Regions from separate parts of the Mus musculus genome. Here region 1 is linked to region 2. Evidence: chromatin loops called from intact Hi-C (ENCODE). Cell type or tissue: left cerebral cortex. All regions are shown on one strand. Each heading gives the region's core, and the rest is flanking DNA. Links, peaks and the distances in the headings are about the cores only. Region 1 has its middle 110 kb from the start of Pou6f2. Region 2 overlaps Pou6f2 (POU domain, class 6, transcription factor 2).

What was found. Hi-C counts contacts between places; a loop is a spot of excess contacts. Peaks named below come from ENCODE experiments on the same cell type or tissue, not always from the same donor. Only the 100,000 strongest peaks of a DNase experiment are listed, where the experiment ranks them.
Region 1: a loop joins it to region 2, with 2.1 times the contacts of the local background. A loop is called at or near these places in 2 of 42 quality-filtered maps.

What each region holds. Positions count from the first base shown.
Region 1 is chr13:18,491,429-18,499,767 of GRCm38, forward strand. No RefSeq gene overlaps it. Among named protein-coding and RNA genes, the nearest start is that of Pou6f2, 110 kb to the left of the region's middle. In left cerebral cortex, for the core only: no CTCF peak of the experiment used is centred there; DNase peaks (open chromatin) are centred at 4,153, 5,289 and 5,908; H3K4me3 peaks cover 1,326 bases; H3K27ac peaks cover 1,355 bases.
Region 2 is chr13:18,120,665-18,129,003 of GRCm38, forward strand. Pou6f2 (POU domain, class 6, transcription factor 2) reads right to left here. Exons shown (of 9, transcript NM_175006.2): 9 at 4,296-5,002. The coding sequence ends at 4,498. Among named protein-coding and RNA genes, the nearest start is that of 4930448F12Rik, 25 kb to the left of the region's middle. In left cerebral cortex, for the core only: a CTCF peak has its summit at 3,978 (motif pointing right); DNase peaks (open chromatin) are centred at 3,947 and 5,057.

The DNA of each region.
Region 1 (8,339 bases), core at 91-8,090, 370 kb after region 2:
TGTAAAAATATATAACAGAGTCTTATTATATATTCAACTGCAATCACACTTAAACCAATGCCAGCATCTGAGGAAGTTTAAAGGTGCTCTCTAAGATTCTGAGATACAGTGCAGATACCCATGTAACATACTAGAAAAATGAAATAGGTAAATGAGTAGTGACTTTACAGAGATCCTGCACAGCAAGTGGCAGGACTAGACTTTTATCACTGAATACTTAGAACACAAAGTTAATTTCCATTTCTCTGAGGACAGACTTGCTTTAATGAAGAGAGATTTAGTGTTATATTTTTTTTCAACCTCTCCAAGAGAAAAACCTTAGTCTATCTGATAGTTCGGAACATAGCATTGAGCATGTCTATAAACAAGGCCACTCGGTTTTATATTTTTATGAACCTCAACTTTGGCAATCAGACGATTGGAGTTTATACTCAAAGATTGAGAGTTGGTCCACATGTTATTAACTAGATATTGCCTCATGCCTAATAACTGCCAAGATCTAAATCGTCTCTTAATGAATGATTTTTAATGTACCCATTACTTGGAGATATTCCAAAAATAAGTCCAGTATTGATAGTTTCAGAACTTCATTTGAGTTGGATGGAGCATGATGCTCCACAGGTATCCAACTGGAGAATGCCACAAAAAATTAAAACAAGTTATAGTCAGATTTCTAAGAGAAACACCAAGTAGAATCTCAAAGGATAAACATTTTAAAACTAATAAATAGCATAAACAGCTGAAAAACAAAACAAACAAACAAACAAACAAAAACACCAGCAAAATACAGAAACCAGGCAAACAAAAACAAGAAAATTTCAGAGCCACGGTGGATATTAAAGAGAAGTGAATCCAGGGAGAATGGCAACAGTTACTATGAGCTTTCCATAGCTACCTCTGCCTTTGGATATTTTTTAAAAATTTATTAAGCTGACAGCAGGAAATGTTATAGAGATTGCCCCCTGACAGGGCACCAGTTGGGTCTCAACACTTTGCTATCTTTCTCTTTAGCATTCGAAACTCAAGAAGTGAATTCAGTTGGCCAGGTGCAGATTTGGGTAAGTGCGCCTTCCCCTACAATTGCCTCACCTGCTTAAGAAAGGTTTGAGTAATCAGGGGCAGCTCAAGAGCAGAGCTGAACTCCCCCACTTCCTTCTTCCAGCTCCTTTCTTTTAAATGTGTGATGTCTGATGTATTATTAATCCCAAAACATAGAGCAGCAAGGTCGCCAAAGAGATGCCAGCTTTCCCACAAATGATCTGTTTACGATGAGGTAGCACACAAGCTTTGCCTGAAACAGCCTACTTAAAGCTCAGCTCTCAAGTGGAAGAATAATTTATTTGGTCAATTTTTGAAAATAATAACATTAATTCTATAACTAAACTAGGTAATTGAGAAAGTAGGCAGGCTAGTAAAGGACTAAGCCCTGGGAGGCACCTCTCTATTAATTATGACACAGACAATGCTGGACAAACTACCAAATGCTACAGTGCCAGGTAACCTTTAAGGTCAGAACACCATGACATTCTAAAGGCTAGGATGGAATGAATGATCTAAAGGAATGGCTGAGTGCAGACAAATCTTTTTTCCGACTGTTTATGGAACCATTTAACAATAACCAAGTATGTAAACCATGCCAATCAAAATAAACTGGAAGAGAGAAAGCCATAGGCACAGGCAGGCTGATGGACACATTCATTCCCTCTCAGCATCTTTAGACTCTGCGATGCTGAACTTCACTTCTATAACACTGAGCTGACCGGAGCACCCCAGGCGTCGTGAGTGGCAGAAAAGGAAAGCACCGAGGAAGTCCCCACTGAGTCTCCAGTCACAATGTGCTCCAGTGCAGTGCCGCTTAGCAATGAGCACGGCTCACTGAACCAATCTGCTGAGAAGTTTCAACAGAGGCACGTTTCTCACTAGATTTATGTTTATTTCAAAGAATAGTATACATATATACACACATATGTGTGTGTATTTCAAAGGAATATATATATATTTCAAATATATTTCAAAGGTATATATATGTGTATATATATGTGTGTGTGTGTATATATATATATATATATACATATATATATATATATATATACAGACATATACATATATACTTAATGTGGGTTTGTTGACAATGCAATGTCCTAACAATATTCTGGGAGCAAAGCACCACTAAGCTGAAGTTGTCTCAATGCACACAGTGTCTGAATTACTTCTTAAATAATTATATCAGTGAATTAGATCTTCTCAAATGTAAGAAGTAGATTTAAGTGTACATTTCTCTTCTCTGCTAGTCAGTGCAGCAGGGCAAAGACCTGTGTGACTATTAAACCATAAACTGCTTTTGGCAAACACCTTGTCCTGAGTCCCATTTACTCACACCAATACTTACTTCTATTGATTTCTGTTTAGTTTTTTTTTTTTTTTGCATAGAATATGCTGTTCAAATTATTTAGTTGATTTACATATATGAAGTTTTAATGTTTGCTAGAAAAATACACCTCCTTTAGTGAAAAAGAATGTGAATTTTCAATTGATATAACATAACTTTTAAAAATGTAGAAGCATGTTCCATATTTTAAATGAATATATTTCTCTAGAGAATTTTCCTCATCATCTTCCAGCCAACTCCCTCTGGGGCTCAAGCCCTACATGCTGATTACTGGCTCCGGCATATTTTATGAGAGCATTATAAGCACCCAAGGTATTGAAACCTTGAGAAAGACATTTAAATAAAGTAATGAAGACAGCGACCTCGTAACGAAGGCCTCCACTTGCACACACAGGCAAGAGGCAGCCTTGCTGAAGAGCAGCCCCCACGATGCCTGCAGTGACCTCCCAGCTGACCTGCAGAGACCACTGTCTCGAGGGGTGACAGACAATTTAGTCCTTTATCCTTTTGTCATTGAAAATGACTCCATGGCCATAAATTCTAATCAAGTCAAACTGGACAGCAATTTGAAAACAGAAAATTTTCTAACACATGATTTTGGACAAAGCTCAATAGAAGGAAAAGGAAAACAGACAAGTGTATTTCCTAACATGGAGAAATCACTGACCCAGCTTTCAACCCTCTCCTAATAGTTCACAGACAAATGATATTGAAAATGCTCACTCTTGAGAGTATCATCATCATTTTTGTTAAGCCCAAAAGAGGAAGGCTATAATGTTATAGGAGAAAAACAGCCATATTTTTTTTAATTTCGCATACAACATTCATAAAGGATGTGTTTCTCTTTTAGGTCAACATTCTGAGCAGTGTGTCTGGCTCGCAGTTGTGTGATACAACAGGAAAATCAGCCACTCACCCCAGCACAGCTTCCCAGGCAGCTAGAACTTAAATACAAGCAATCATGGGGTTTACCTTGAAACAATACGAATTGTCCCAGGGGAAGCACTGTTCGTAAATCATTTTTCAAATCTCAAATACATACAGAGGAAATATTTAGGGCCTATTTTATGAGGTCTCACTTCTTCAGTTGAGAATACAGATATTTTTCCAGGGATATATATTACTTTTATATTCTCTGTAGCCTTTTCCTGACTACACAGTGGATACTGCCATTTGAATGTTAGCATCCTGCTTGCTGAATGTGGGACACTAAATGCTTGGTGGTCATAACCACGAGTGAGGCTCCACATTGACATGAGCAATATAAATGTCACTGGAGAAACACGGCAGCCCTTTCCCTTGGAGACTGTCTGCCAAAGGCCAGTTTGGGGTACAGTTTCTAGTATGTACATCACTAGTCCCATATTTGGTGACTGGCCCTCTGTGGCATCAGTCATTTGATCATGCAGCTAGAGCATTGTGTGACACAGCACCGATTTCTCTAATAATTCTTCCTCGTGCAAGCCTGCCCTCCACCTATCCACACTGTTTCCTGTGGCTCAGAATATAGCCGAATATGCTCATAAGCTGAAAATGGACATATTTTTCGATGGGCTGTATAAGAATAAATAATGCAAACTTAATGATATCGCAGAGAACTGCCTCACCACATGTTTCTCAATGAAATGTGGATTTATCTCTCTTAAGTGTACTTTAGTTTCCACGGCTGTTCAAGTTAAGCAAAATGCTACCTCTGATGTAATTACTTCATAAAACACAAGGGCCCTTTTCTGAACTTTCTACTTAGGCTGCCATATGGCTTCTTGTTCCTCCTCCTGGCATTCTGAGCGGCTCAGAGCCCTGAAACATTCTGCACAGTATGTTTCCCTTTGGATGCTGTTAAGTACAGAGGTGCAATTTAAGGAGAGGCATAAAAAGCCCAATGGTTCCTGGAATTTCCTTTGTTTATCCATAGAGGGCATCAGTATTAGCCTTTCTCCTGCAGTTTTGGGCTGAAGATGCCATACTGTGAGAAAGACGGGCTTGTCCTCTGGGCTACTAATTTGAACGAGACCCAGATGGGTGAGCAAGCTTTAAAGAAATCCATTTATACTGAAATTTCAGGTGCAATAGGAAAAGCGAGCTCCTTCTGTCCCCTGTTGTTGTCTAATGTCTCTCCATGACACTAAACACAGCAAAGTGCACAGGATTTGCCCTGATCTATCCTTTCCATACAAGAAGCACAGGCTTTACAACAGGAGGAAAATAGAGGCATGGTGGCTTGAGAAAGAAACGGCAGAAAGACCCTTGTTTGGAGAAAAGCTGGATTGCCCAGAAACTGCACAATTCTCTGTTATCAAATAAAGAGCACATTGAGAATCATATCTAAAAACATAACATGATGCCCCCAGACATCCAGGTGCTAAGGAAGACAGCACGTGCCAGCACCATACATTTTAACTTCAAAGTCCCTAAAAAGACTGGGTGGCGAATACTTTAGTAAGTTTTAGACGGTTCTGTAAACTAAAATTTTCATTTCTTAGTCGTAGTCAAAGTTCTTAGCACTATTCAAAAGTAAGAGTACAATTGTCCCAATAAGTAGGGCATCCTTGCAAGACCAGTGAATGCTCTCATCTCTGTTCACTTTATACAATTTCTGTCTCGTGTTGTTTTCGGGTTTTTCTCAAGTTTTTAAGACTGTTAAATCAACTTGTTTCTTGTTTCTTCCCTGCCTATTTGAAAACTGTGAATGATTCACATTGTGTTAATAAAGTAATCTAGAGGAGAAGGGCAAGCCAGTAACTGTAAAATGTCTAGAGGCAGAGTGTGGGAATTCACTGGACTCTCACACACTCTAAAGTTGAGAATCTCAAAAATGCAGGTAGGTGCCTTTCTAAGTCCGCTGTGAGTCTCCAGTTAAACTAGAACTCCTTGGTCTCTGGCATCCCAGAAAGATTCCACTTAAAATATGTTTTCTGGGAAGTTTAAATAAAATTCCACTGCCCCCTCAGGCTTTTCAAAGCTTCCCTCACTTCGAGTGCAGACCAGTAAAAGCAGGGTACAGAATGCGCTACAGTTCTCAACACTAAAAAATCTAAATAAATATGATGAGAAATCTGTCATCCCTTCATCTTTTCAACTGACAGAAAACAAGCTGTGGCTACAAACCAAAGTCGACAAAATGTGCTTATTTAAAAGAATATTTGAAACATTTGGAACATCTGCTGCTTTTGCTCAGGTGAGGACCCGCTGCCTTTGCAAAGCCAAAGCCTTATACAATAGGGTTAGTATCCGAGGGGGCTGCAGGTGGACTCTCGCCTTCCCGTAGGTGATCGTTTTACCTGCTTTCTCTCATTAGCCTCTTAAAATGAGTGTGTTAAGGCATGACTTTGTACCCAGCTACAGTCTTAGACTACAACTACAAACTTCTGCAGAATGTGGAGAATTTGAGCTTCAGATTCCATATCTTTTGACCTAAGAGTGACCACCGGGTTCCTTAAAACTAGGATCAGTTGCAGTCTTAGGGGGAAAAAAAATCAGTATTTTTTTTTTTCCAAAAGAAACATCCAAAACAAAGTTTCTGTGTGGTTCCCTTCTGGTGTCTGCCTGAACATTTGTAGGTAGAGGGATGTCCTCTGTGAAGCTGGCTGAGAGCTGCTCATCTCTCAAGAAAGTGGCTGTTCTCTATTTAAAAAAAAAAAATCTATTTTTAAACTAAATCAGTATTCTTCGCCAAGTATTTTATGTGTGGATGTTGTTTGATTCCAAACTTTAGCATTATTTTTTTTTAAATCTGAGAGCAAACAGTTTCCTGCTTATTTATACTAGGTTAATTGTACAGAGGTACAGACAGACACACTTGAAGATAATTAAAAGCAAGTGTGTCAGAAACTGCTGTTCTGAAAACCTAATGTCACTCAGAAGCATAAAGTACTTGTGCAGCAGACATCTCACAGCATCCATCACCAGCACGTGCCTCAGCAGCCCGCTCCCCTTCCTGATTAGAGACCACAGTAGTTGGAGTTGGCTTAGTGACTGTCATGTTTGAATGACAGATGTCTCAGCTGAAGTGGCCCTCTGTTTGTTCTCGTTTATGAAACAGATTCCTAAAAGGTCCTGGTCTGTTGCCATGGTTAGCATGAGGCAAAAATATGTTAAAGAGGGGGGGTAGGGGAGAAAGGTGGGGGATGTTCTCTCAACCCCTTTGAAAGAAGAAATACTCACTCAGATGGTAATGACAAAATGTGTTTCTTTGAGCCATGCCTGTAGCCACCTTTGTTTACCTGGCACAGAGCGATTTGTATTGACATTTTCAGTTCTCCTCTCTCATCTTTTGACTACAGATAATAACTCTTTACTCTCTTTCCCCTTAACAAAAGGCTGCAAAGCAACCCGAAACCGAGTCGATATTTATTCAATAAATGTTAACCAATTCACGCAATGGAACTGATTTCCTGATGATTTTTTACCATTTGTTCTTTCTTTTCATTCTTCTGTTTTGTTCGAATAATTTCCAACCTGGACATGGTAACACTACTTGACAAGTCAAATGGGCAGTAAGTAAGTTCCTTGTTGGTAAAAAAAAAAAAAAAAAAAGTTTGGAGGGCAACCTCCCAGCCAGCTGAACAGAACCTGCTCTGTGCCTTAGCCCCTCTAAGATGCGAAGCTCCTCTTTAGCACTTACAAAAAAAAAAAAAAAAAAAAAAAAAAAAAAAAAAAAAAAAAAGAATGAAAAACAGGAGGAAAGGGGGCAGGGGAGTGGGGGTGGGTGGATATGGGGGACTTTTGGTATAGCATTGGAAATGTAAATGAGTTAAATACCTAATAAAAAATGGAAAAAAAAAAAGAAATAGGAGATAAAAAAAATAATAAAATAAAAAATGAAAATTATTCCATTAGCAAAATTTGAAGAAAAAATTTACCACATCCTATAGTGAACAGCAGGACTATGCCCCAATATCAAAACAGCATGATGCTAACTTAGGTCTCCTTCAGGTATGCTTAAAGAAAATGAACCACTCATTTAGTGTCTTTGCCAGACAAGCTCTTCAGATGTATCTGCTGTTATACAAACTAAGCAATGTATTACGCATATTTTATGAATGAGGAGCTCAAGTTCAGCGAGGCTGAAGGATTTGAGCCTAAGACACATGATTGAGTTTTAAAGCTATAATTCTGGCTTTAGTAGATGTTCCTCTTTATACTGCCCAGTAACAACTGAGAGGAACTTATGGTCACCTCAAGGCCCAAATTAGGAACTAAAAAGTCAGCAGGGCCACAGCTACGTCTAGATAACCAATTCCAGAGTGGGCTGTGTGTGTTATCTTCTTGTTTACAGAATGGAAGTCAGAAGAAAAACATGTCTCTGGCTGGCTCTCGCTGGAAAGAATGCATGGAACAATGCCGTACAGGAGACAGGACACTGGAGTGTGTTCAGTACTCAGATTCATTCAGTGTCCCCTGGAGATAAACATAGCAAGCCATTCAAACACTATCAGTCTCAATGTTCTCATCATAGAAATTAAAAGGCTGGAATGAGACAGTGTTTCTTTCCTATGAATCATGTCACAAAACACTTGTCTCAAAGATATTCCACAATACAAGTTCAGTTGTGTCCACTCAGCATACATCCTTGTTCAGTTTAGTATATCTCATCAGACTCGTTTCTGCTGCCCTTTAATATAACTTTCAGTAGAGCGTTCCCAATGTGATTCTGCCCACATTTTATTAAACGAGTGGCTTCAGGATACTGTATTCCTTATACAGAATCCAACATGGGCTTTTGCCAGGTTGCTAAAAATAATGCCAGATAAAGAAAGATAGAATAATTCAGCTCAAGACTTTCCGTAAGTTGATAGAATTTTTGGAAGCATAATCACTCTCATTTTCTAGTCAGAGAAAGTAGAGAGAGTGAGATTATGAATTCAGCAAAGCACCCGTGTCCAGTGGCAGGCACTCAATGGAAACAGCCACGCCCCTCTTAGCAGAACTTGAGTTAGGTCCAGCATAT
Region 2 (8,339 bases), core at 66-8,065:
TGGGGGGACCTTCATTCTGGGCATCCTGTCATTGTAGGGTACGATGTCCTACCTAGACAAGAGTAAGCCTGGAGAGTCGAAATGCTTGATTTAAGATACCTTGCCCCAGTACTATTGCTTGGACTACAGGAAGGAGCATGATTCAACCCCTTCAGGTGGACATTAGAGAATCAGACTGATTCTAAAGCCAAGTGAGCTAGGCAGGCGAAGAGACTGAGCCAACTGTTTTTGACATGTAAGATGGCTTCCCATTAAGTTATGAGACATAGTGCCTTGTCATTTAGGATTGAGTGGGATTTCTGTAATGTGCAACAAAAAGCACCCCAATGGATATGACTTTTTTTCTCAACCTATGGGATTGAAATGCACACTTTAAATAAATGCTTAAAATTTAAGTGACACACCTGAGCACAAGACATACTCAGCTGAGAAGTTCATGTCAAACAAGTCTTTATTTTTCATGGTACAAATTAAAAGTGACAGATCTGAAGCTGTTAAGAAATACACAAAGTGCAGCTTTACGGACCATACAGATATTGCTCTAGATTAAGTACAGTTTTTATTTTATTTTATTTTATTTTTAAACATTAAGCAACCTGTGCAGATAAGTCAGCTTTGGTTTCAATGTTTCAACAAGTAAGGAGCTTTCAATATCCAGTTTGGCTTCTTGGTCACGAGTCTATCATGTCAATGTCTCGTCGGCATGATTTTATTTTTCCAGAACAACCCAGTCTATTTTCCTGCCCTCTCTCCTGCTGCCTGCCCCAGGCATGGAGAAGCAGATTCCTTTGCAGCGCCTCATTAAGTGACCCTGGTGACCAGTCTAGATCACAGCACAGAGGATGAAATCATAAATCAGAACTAAAACTTATGAAAAATAAAACGAACAACAACAACAAAACCAAACACTTTTCAACAACAAATAAGCCAATGTGCCTCACAGAATTTCAAGTTGAAGACAAGCAAGTCACGTGACAAAAAGCTCATTACAAAATATTATCCAAACAGATTTTACAGTCAGACATGAAAATGAAAATCAATTTCCTTCTTCTCTGTTGTGTTTATGCTTGATCATTAACTGGGTACAAGTAGAGTGCTGAGGTAAAACATTGATGAACAGTTTGTGATTGGTTTTTCTTAAAATAGGAACAGTTTAGTATTGCAAGATTGTCAGCAACATTTAGCCATATCTACACAATGTGCATATTCCTACACATGCTGAGCTTTGGTCCAGCGCAGAGAAGAGAGCAAAGGCAATTGGATTTCTTTTTGGTTACAGCTTGAGTTCTTTGAGACGCCTCTACTTGTTTGGTTCTGCCTCTCCCAGCTCTTTGATTTTTTTTTTGTTTTTTGTTTTTTGTTTTTTTGTTTTTTTATTCTCTTTTGTGTTGTGTTGTGTGTGTGACCATGTGTTCACGACAGAAAGAGTCCAAAACTTGCAAAGGCAAGTAAAACTTTTAACTATTCAAAATATCTTTTTGGTTGAAAGAGAAAACACCCCCCACAAGCAAGTGTAAAATACATATCGGCTGTCATGTCTCATCAATAATGAAGAAGATGAAGATGACGACAATTTTAAATGGGTGAGAAACACACAGAAGCTTGAAATACAATCACATACACCCAAAGTGGCTTTTGCTTTTTGTTGGTGGCAACCTTAGCCTTCAGTTCATGGAAACATAAAAGACACTTAGATGTTATTGGCATATGAAGTTGTTTACCAGAAGAAATAAGAAATATCTAAAAAAAATTAAGCAGTAGGTGTGGTCCTGAAGGCTTATGTGTTCCCAAGTACAGTTTATATTCCTAAGAATCTGTTCAGGCATCTTTTCTGCCTTGTAGCAAAAAATTTATCAGTAAAAAATCAATATAAGAAGCATTACAACACTATATAAATAATTTATAAAACAATACAAAATTATAAAACTATAAAAAAATCACTGCATGTGAATAGTTTTACAACCATGGGATGAATTCGCTTCTTTTTTATTCTACTCTGGGTGATTAGTTTTATTTTATATTTTTACTATTCTATGCTCTCCCAATCATAGATGCCAGAACTGAGCAGGCCTCATGTGCCTGTTTCCGGTTCAGATTTTAAACATTTAGCATTGGTCGTATGTTATCTTGTTAACTTCTCCTCTTGGGGAGCTTTTCTTGATGGAATTTGGAGCAGGTCCTAGGAGAATACAAAATCTGTTTTAATCAATAAAGTTTCGGTTTCTGGGTTGCTGGTATTTGTGCAGTTTTTGCAGTTGTGAAATGCTACCAGGATGTTGTTGGCACTAATCGGGCTGGTTGTGGTCCAATTAGAATCAGACTAGTGGTATGGAGACACTGTTACTAATGACTCTAGTCCAGAATTATTGTTTTTTAGCTTCCTTGTTGGGAGTTTTATGATTGCTGATTGGACCATCTGAGGGGACTATTACATTGTCCCATTTTCATAACCAGCAAAGGAGCCAACAGAACAAAAAACTAGAACCCCTGGGTGGGAAGAGCATGCTGGGGCAGGGGGGGGGGAGGGGAGATAGTCTTTGTAATCATCTGGGCAGCTGGAGGTGGGCTATCTCTTCCCCTTTCATGATTTGCCTCTAGATAGTACATGAGCATGCTTTTTAATTACTCATGAGTATTTATTTATGTTGATGGTTCTCTCTTGCCTGCTTTGATAGAACCCTCTGCCCTCACCTGGGTGAAAAAAAATCAGCAGGCTCCAGGGGTTTCTTTGCCCTTTATTCGGTGGCCTTCTTGGGTTTCATGGCCCATGCCTGGGGGAAGTTCTTTTAAAAGTGAATTAATATGCTAACAGTGAAGGCTCTTCTGATGTGTTCTATAAGCTACGTGTATATTTTTTCTTTATTGGAGAGCCTTTGTTGCTAAACTTCTTTCCGAGTCAAGAAGCCAGAGCCTAGTTCCAATTGCTTAAATTTGCCTGTCACATTTCTATGCCATTTATATAGTCCAAGAACAGATGTACCCCAGCTCCAAATGTCTGTCAACACTGTCTGATGAAACAAGTACCAGAAAAGACGAGGTTAACAGACACTCGACCGCCCCTAACAGTCTAGGTCACCATCATTTTTTTTTTTTGTGGTCTCTCTTTTTGCGAGGTGGATGAGTGTGAACGTGCTTGTGTGTGTGTGGACTGAAACCTTGAGACATTTCTTTGGCTATCAGACTTCTGAGAGAATTTGCTTTGAACAGAAGCAAAACACAGATGTAAGTATTGAACCATATGTGCAGCTTATATTTATATTACAGAATTAATTTTGATCAGCTCTCCACATATGTGGCTAGTAGACTGAGAAAAAATCCCAATCTCTGGTGTGGACCGTGAGCGCAGTTCCAGCCTCTGCTGGGTGTTGACAGTCGTTCAGCAGATAGACCTAGTTATCCTGGAGTGTCTCCTGCATTTTTGCAGGATGGGAGTGGGGAAGAAACGGCTCCTTCCCACCTCTGCTATCTTCCAGAAGATCCCAGGAGCCACATGAAAGGGAGATGGAGAAGTAGGGAGGAAAGGGAGGTGTGGGCTCCATTTTCTTTCTCAAACCTACAACTCATAGTGAGAAGAAAGCCACGAGTGCTTTGACACACCACCATCCATGTTGTTTCTCCACTCCACCATCTGCCTAACATAAAACAGAAAAAGGAAATGACACAATTCAGAAAACAAAACAAAAAACCAAACCAAAACAAAAGGAAGCTACTTCATCTGCTAAGAAGCAAATTGGTAGACAGTGAGCCACACAGAGTGATTTCAACAATGGCATTCACCCTGGCGGCCCAGACAACAGGCGAGAAAGATGGGAGAAAGCGGGCTTCCCACTTTTCCGTTGGTACAAAGGTAAAAATTCCTAACACAACTTTTCACGCAGAGGCGAGCGAGCAGTAGCGTTTGCAGTGGTTCCGACTTTGGTTAAAAGGGTTTGCAGCGAGCAGCACTTAGTCCCTGAAGGGATGCAGTGCTCCTCCAGGTGGCAGACTTGCATTCGCTTTGAACAGATACGAGTTTGTGTTGGCGGGTTTTTTTGTTTGTTTGTTTGTTTGTTTTGTTTTGTTTTTGTTCTTTTATTTATTTATTTATTATTTTTTTGGTTTAGTTTTTTTTTCTTTTTCCTTAAAAGGTGTTCACATTTTCATCATATACAGAAAAGAATAAGTGGTTATTTGGTTTGCTTTAAAAAAACCGGCGTTAGGGAGGCAGGTGGGGGAGCGAATGATCCTACCACATACTCCTTCATGTGGCATTTTTCTTGTTTAAAAATTTAAAATTCTTTTTTTTTTTTCCTTTTGGAAAACCAACGGACACGTATAAACCATTCTGCCCATTTGGTAGTTTTTTGTTTTTTAGTCTTTTACATACAAGGGAGATGATGACTGGGGCAAGTCTTTAAATTCTTTCTTCTTTCTTCTTTCCTTCCTTTCTTTTTTTGTGGAGATTCAGGGTAGTGCTCAGTTTCTGTGATGCTTCCTTCCGACCATGAATGGGTGTGTCTAACAGTTTTCTTCTGGAGAATCTGCTAAGGGCTCCAGGGGGGCCGCCGAGGTGGGCTCGTGTTGCTTTAAGCGTTTGATTGTGTTCTTTAGAGCTTGTCTCTTATTGCAGAACCAAACTCTAACTACTTCCCGGTCGTAGTTTAGCTTCTCAGCAATCTCGGTCATTTCCTGCCCTGAGGGGTGTGTGTTCTTCTCAAAGTGGGCATTGAGGATCTCAAGGGCCTGGGGCGTGAAGGAGGTGCGCCGCTTGCGCTTTTTGGATGGCTCACTCCCAATAAATTCCGTGAGATTCTGCATACCTGCTCGATGGCGGGCCTCAGCCTCAGCCATCCACCGCTCAAGCACCGGCTTGATCTTCTGGGCACTTTTAGGGGTGATGTCCAGCTTTTCAAACCTGGCAGGATACAAAAGGCCAGGGTTCAGTTTGGCTGTCAGACTGCTAGCTATAGTGTTCTCTTGGGCTTCCTGTGGTAGGAAAAAGTGGCTTCTCAGGATGGTGTGTCTGGGGGGAGAATTGAGAAAGAACAGTCTTACACTGAGTCCGCTGCCAGGGTGGGCCTCCTGCCTGCCTGCCTGATTGCCTGGCAGGGTGAATTCACTCCAGATTAGCAGCCAGCTGCAAGGTAGCCAGCCCTGTCCCAGCCAGCACCCACCCTCCCAGCAAGCTCCATGCCAGCCATGCAGATCCCCAGGCACAGAGACAGGGGAGGGGAAAGAGGCACCGGTGTACAGGAAACACAAGCAATTTGCAGGCCTTTTTTTTTTTTTTTTTTTCCTCTTGAGATCCAAGCTGTTCCCAGATTCATTTCCCCAACCTTCAGAATTCTTAAGGCAGAAATTAACCAAGACAGTGATGTTCAAGATAACAGTCGTCATATTCTTCCACTTAAAACGGTTGTGTTTTATGTTTGGTTTTCTTCTCCATTGTGTTGGTTTTGGATAAATATTACAGCTAGTATCATAGTCTGGGAAGGCTACTGGGCCAAGCTCCTCCTCATGCCGCTCTTTTTATCTCCCCTTGTGTCTTATTTTAACTTCTTTCTCTCTGGTAACAATTTTCCCCATATGTAAGTTAACAACATGCCTCCTGTCCAGGTAAAACATAGACCAGTTGTTACTTTGCAGTTCTGGCCTAAACAGCTGGATACATTGTAATTACTATGGACTACCCCACCCCTGGGTGGGCTTAGGCCACCTCGTGCCTTCCAATCAGCATCCACTGTAATGGTGCACTTTTGTACCAGGGCATCATGCTGTGTTTAATGTGGGACATCTGCAAACTGGACTTGAATGATATCATTTTCTGTAAATGAGGTCTTCTATACATCAATTGCCATCAGCAATTCTTTGCTACGTTTACTTTAAAAAGAAATATGAAGCATCCTGGACAAAATTATATAGAGTATTTTAAAAAGTCCTTTCTGGTACTAAATTTATTCTGTCAGTAAAATACAAAAGAGGGCCAGCTCCCTTTCTTTCTTTATTCTAAGCCCAAATTCATGTCCCTCCGGTTGAAACAGTGAGCACAGACTTTCTTAAAGTGTTCCATGTTGTTGAAAAGCAATCATCTGATGTTTAAGATGCTTGCAAAAGGATAGACCAGGAAGGCCTTCCTCCTTGTTAGGATCTGACTCTCAGAGTACATCTTTAGATCCCTTTGTTGAGATGAGCAGCTCAAAGGCTAGCAAGGATTTAACTCCATCACACTCCCTTTCACACTTGGCCAGTCAGGGAAGCATTTGTTTATGTTTGAAAACTGCAGCTTCTTCTAACACTCACTAAGGAAGGAGAAGCCAGCCGCTCTCATGGCAAGGTGAGTTAATCACTTAGTATTATTAATGAGTTTGTCACTTGTGGCAGGCTCCCCAAAGCCACCATTGTGATAACTTGCCACGTTCTGCATTTTGCCATATCCTTTATCATAAAAGCCTAGAGCCTGAGCTCTTGATAGCAACTGGCCTCACAGAGCTGTGCCGCCAAGGGGCATGAAGGGAAGTCTTCTCTTTGTGCCTCTGATAGGGAGGTTCTCATACTGCACCTCTGAGTCTCTGCAGCCAATTAGCACATAGTGGCACCTCACCACTGATGTGCATTCTTTCCCAGGTTTTGAACTCACTGAGAATATTCCAATGTGAAGTCTTGATTCAAGACTAATTAATTAATTAATTAGGATAGAGAGCTTCTAAAACTGCAGCACTGAAACACTGGGAACTGGATAAAGGATTCAGGCCCTGCAGTCTGGGTGTCTGCTCTGTTAACCAATAATAAATTTCCAGAGGTCTGCAATCTATGGCATTTTTAGCTTCCCTCTGGGGAAGATTTAACAAATCAGCATATCTGATTGGGGATGCCCAGGAATCCGTGTTCCCGTCTGAGTTGAAACATTAAGAGAACACTCCAGTCGATAAAAGGAAATCACATTTTAGGGCTAAATTAAGCCAAAGAAGAAGTTAGCAACAATGTCAAATTGGCATCAAAATAAAAAAAAAACAAACAAAAAAACCTGTGGCTTCTTTGATCACAAGGCGTCAGGACCAGACAAAATTAATGTCTGTCGACAGGGAACAATAATATTCCCATCATTGATGCTGTTTGTTAGCATTGATGCTTCTGTCTGTGTTGTTTGGAATAACATATACAAGCCTTGATATAAATTTCCCAGCAGTAGTATCCTTGTATAGACTGAATAAAGGTTATTTTCTACAGGGAGGTATCTTATAAGAAGAAACAGTAGGGGAGACCATAGAAGTGAGAGGATCCTATGGTGCTTTTTGTATTTAACAACAATCAATGGGTTTTATGGAAAATCATTGAGCAAAATGTGAGCTGCAAGCTACCACCCCATACTGATGTTATTTATAACCTTAGTCTTAAACTGCAGGAAAAGTACACTTCTGTCCTTTGGGGAATACATTAAAAGTATAAAGAGCAGATAAAAAGACAGTATTTCATGGATCACCAAGAACAAAATCCACTTAAATGAGTTTAGAGTTGGTTTCTTGGCTGTTCCTGATGGAGGAGGACTCCTAAGGCATTGCCCAAGAGGAAAAGGCTCCTACCGAGTGCCTCGTTACCTCATGCATAAACATAGGATTAGTGCAACACACATGCATACATGGGGCAGCTCCTGAAGATTTAACCCGGATCAACTCACACAACCAAGGCTGGATTCAATCATTTATTTATCTAATGTGTGTGTGTGTCGGGGGTGGGGGGGTGGGGGAGGGGGAGGGGGGTGGGTGGTGGATGGGGGGTGGGTACAGTTAGGCCAGATTCACTAACATTTAAAAGGGGTTCTTCCTTCCTTCCTTCCTTCCTTCCTTCCTTCCTTCCTTCCTTCCTTCCTTCCTTCCTTCCTTCCTTCTACTTTCCCTTTTCCTTGCTTATAAAGATGTGTCTGGCAAAGCAAGCTATACAAATTCCTTCCACAAAATAGAGAGATTTGTTAAAATGTGCATTTCATGGACACTTTGGAGCCATCTCTGGGTGGTTAACAGTAGGATGGACTAGCTGCTTTGCTTTTACTTGGGGATGCCCCTGTGTTGACAGGAATTGGTATTCTCATCTGGCAGGGGCATGGAGGAGAAGGAAGACCCCTGGCCAGAGCAGCATATTTCAACCAGCCAGCCTTGGAAGTTCTAACAGTTGATAGGAGTTAGAAGATCAGGACCCCTCAACGCTGCATTGGCACTCCACTTTGTATCAACTTCACCGGTCCCAACATACAACTACCCCAGTTCTTAATTGCATGCTCTGTCTGTTTGTCTAGTTTGCCCACCCAAAGAAGACAAGCTGAGCTGCAAGGACAAACAAGGCCCGGGCTGGCCAGGACAGGTGAC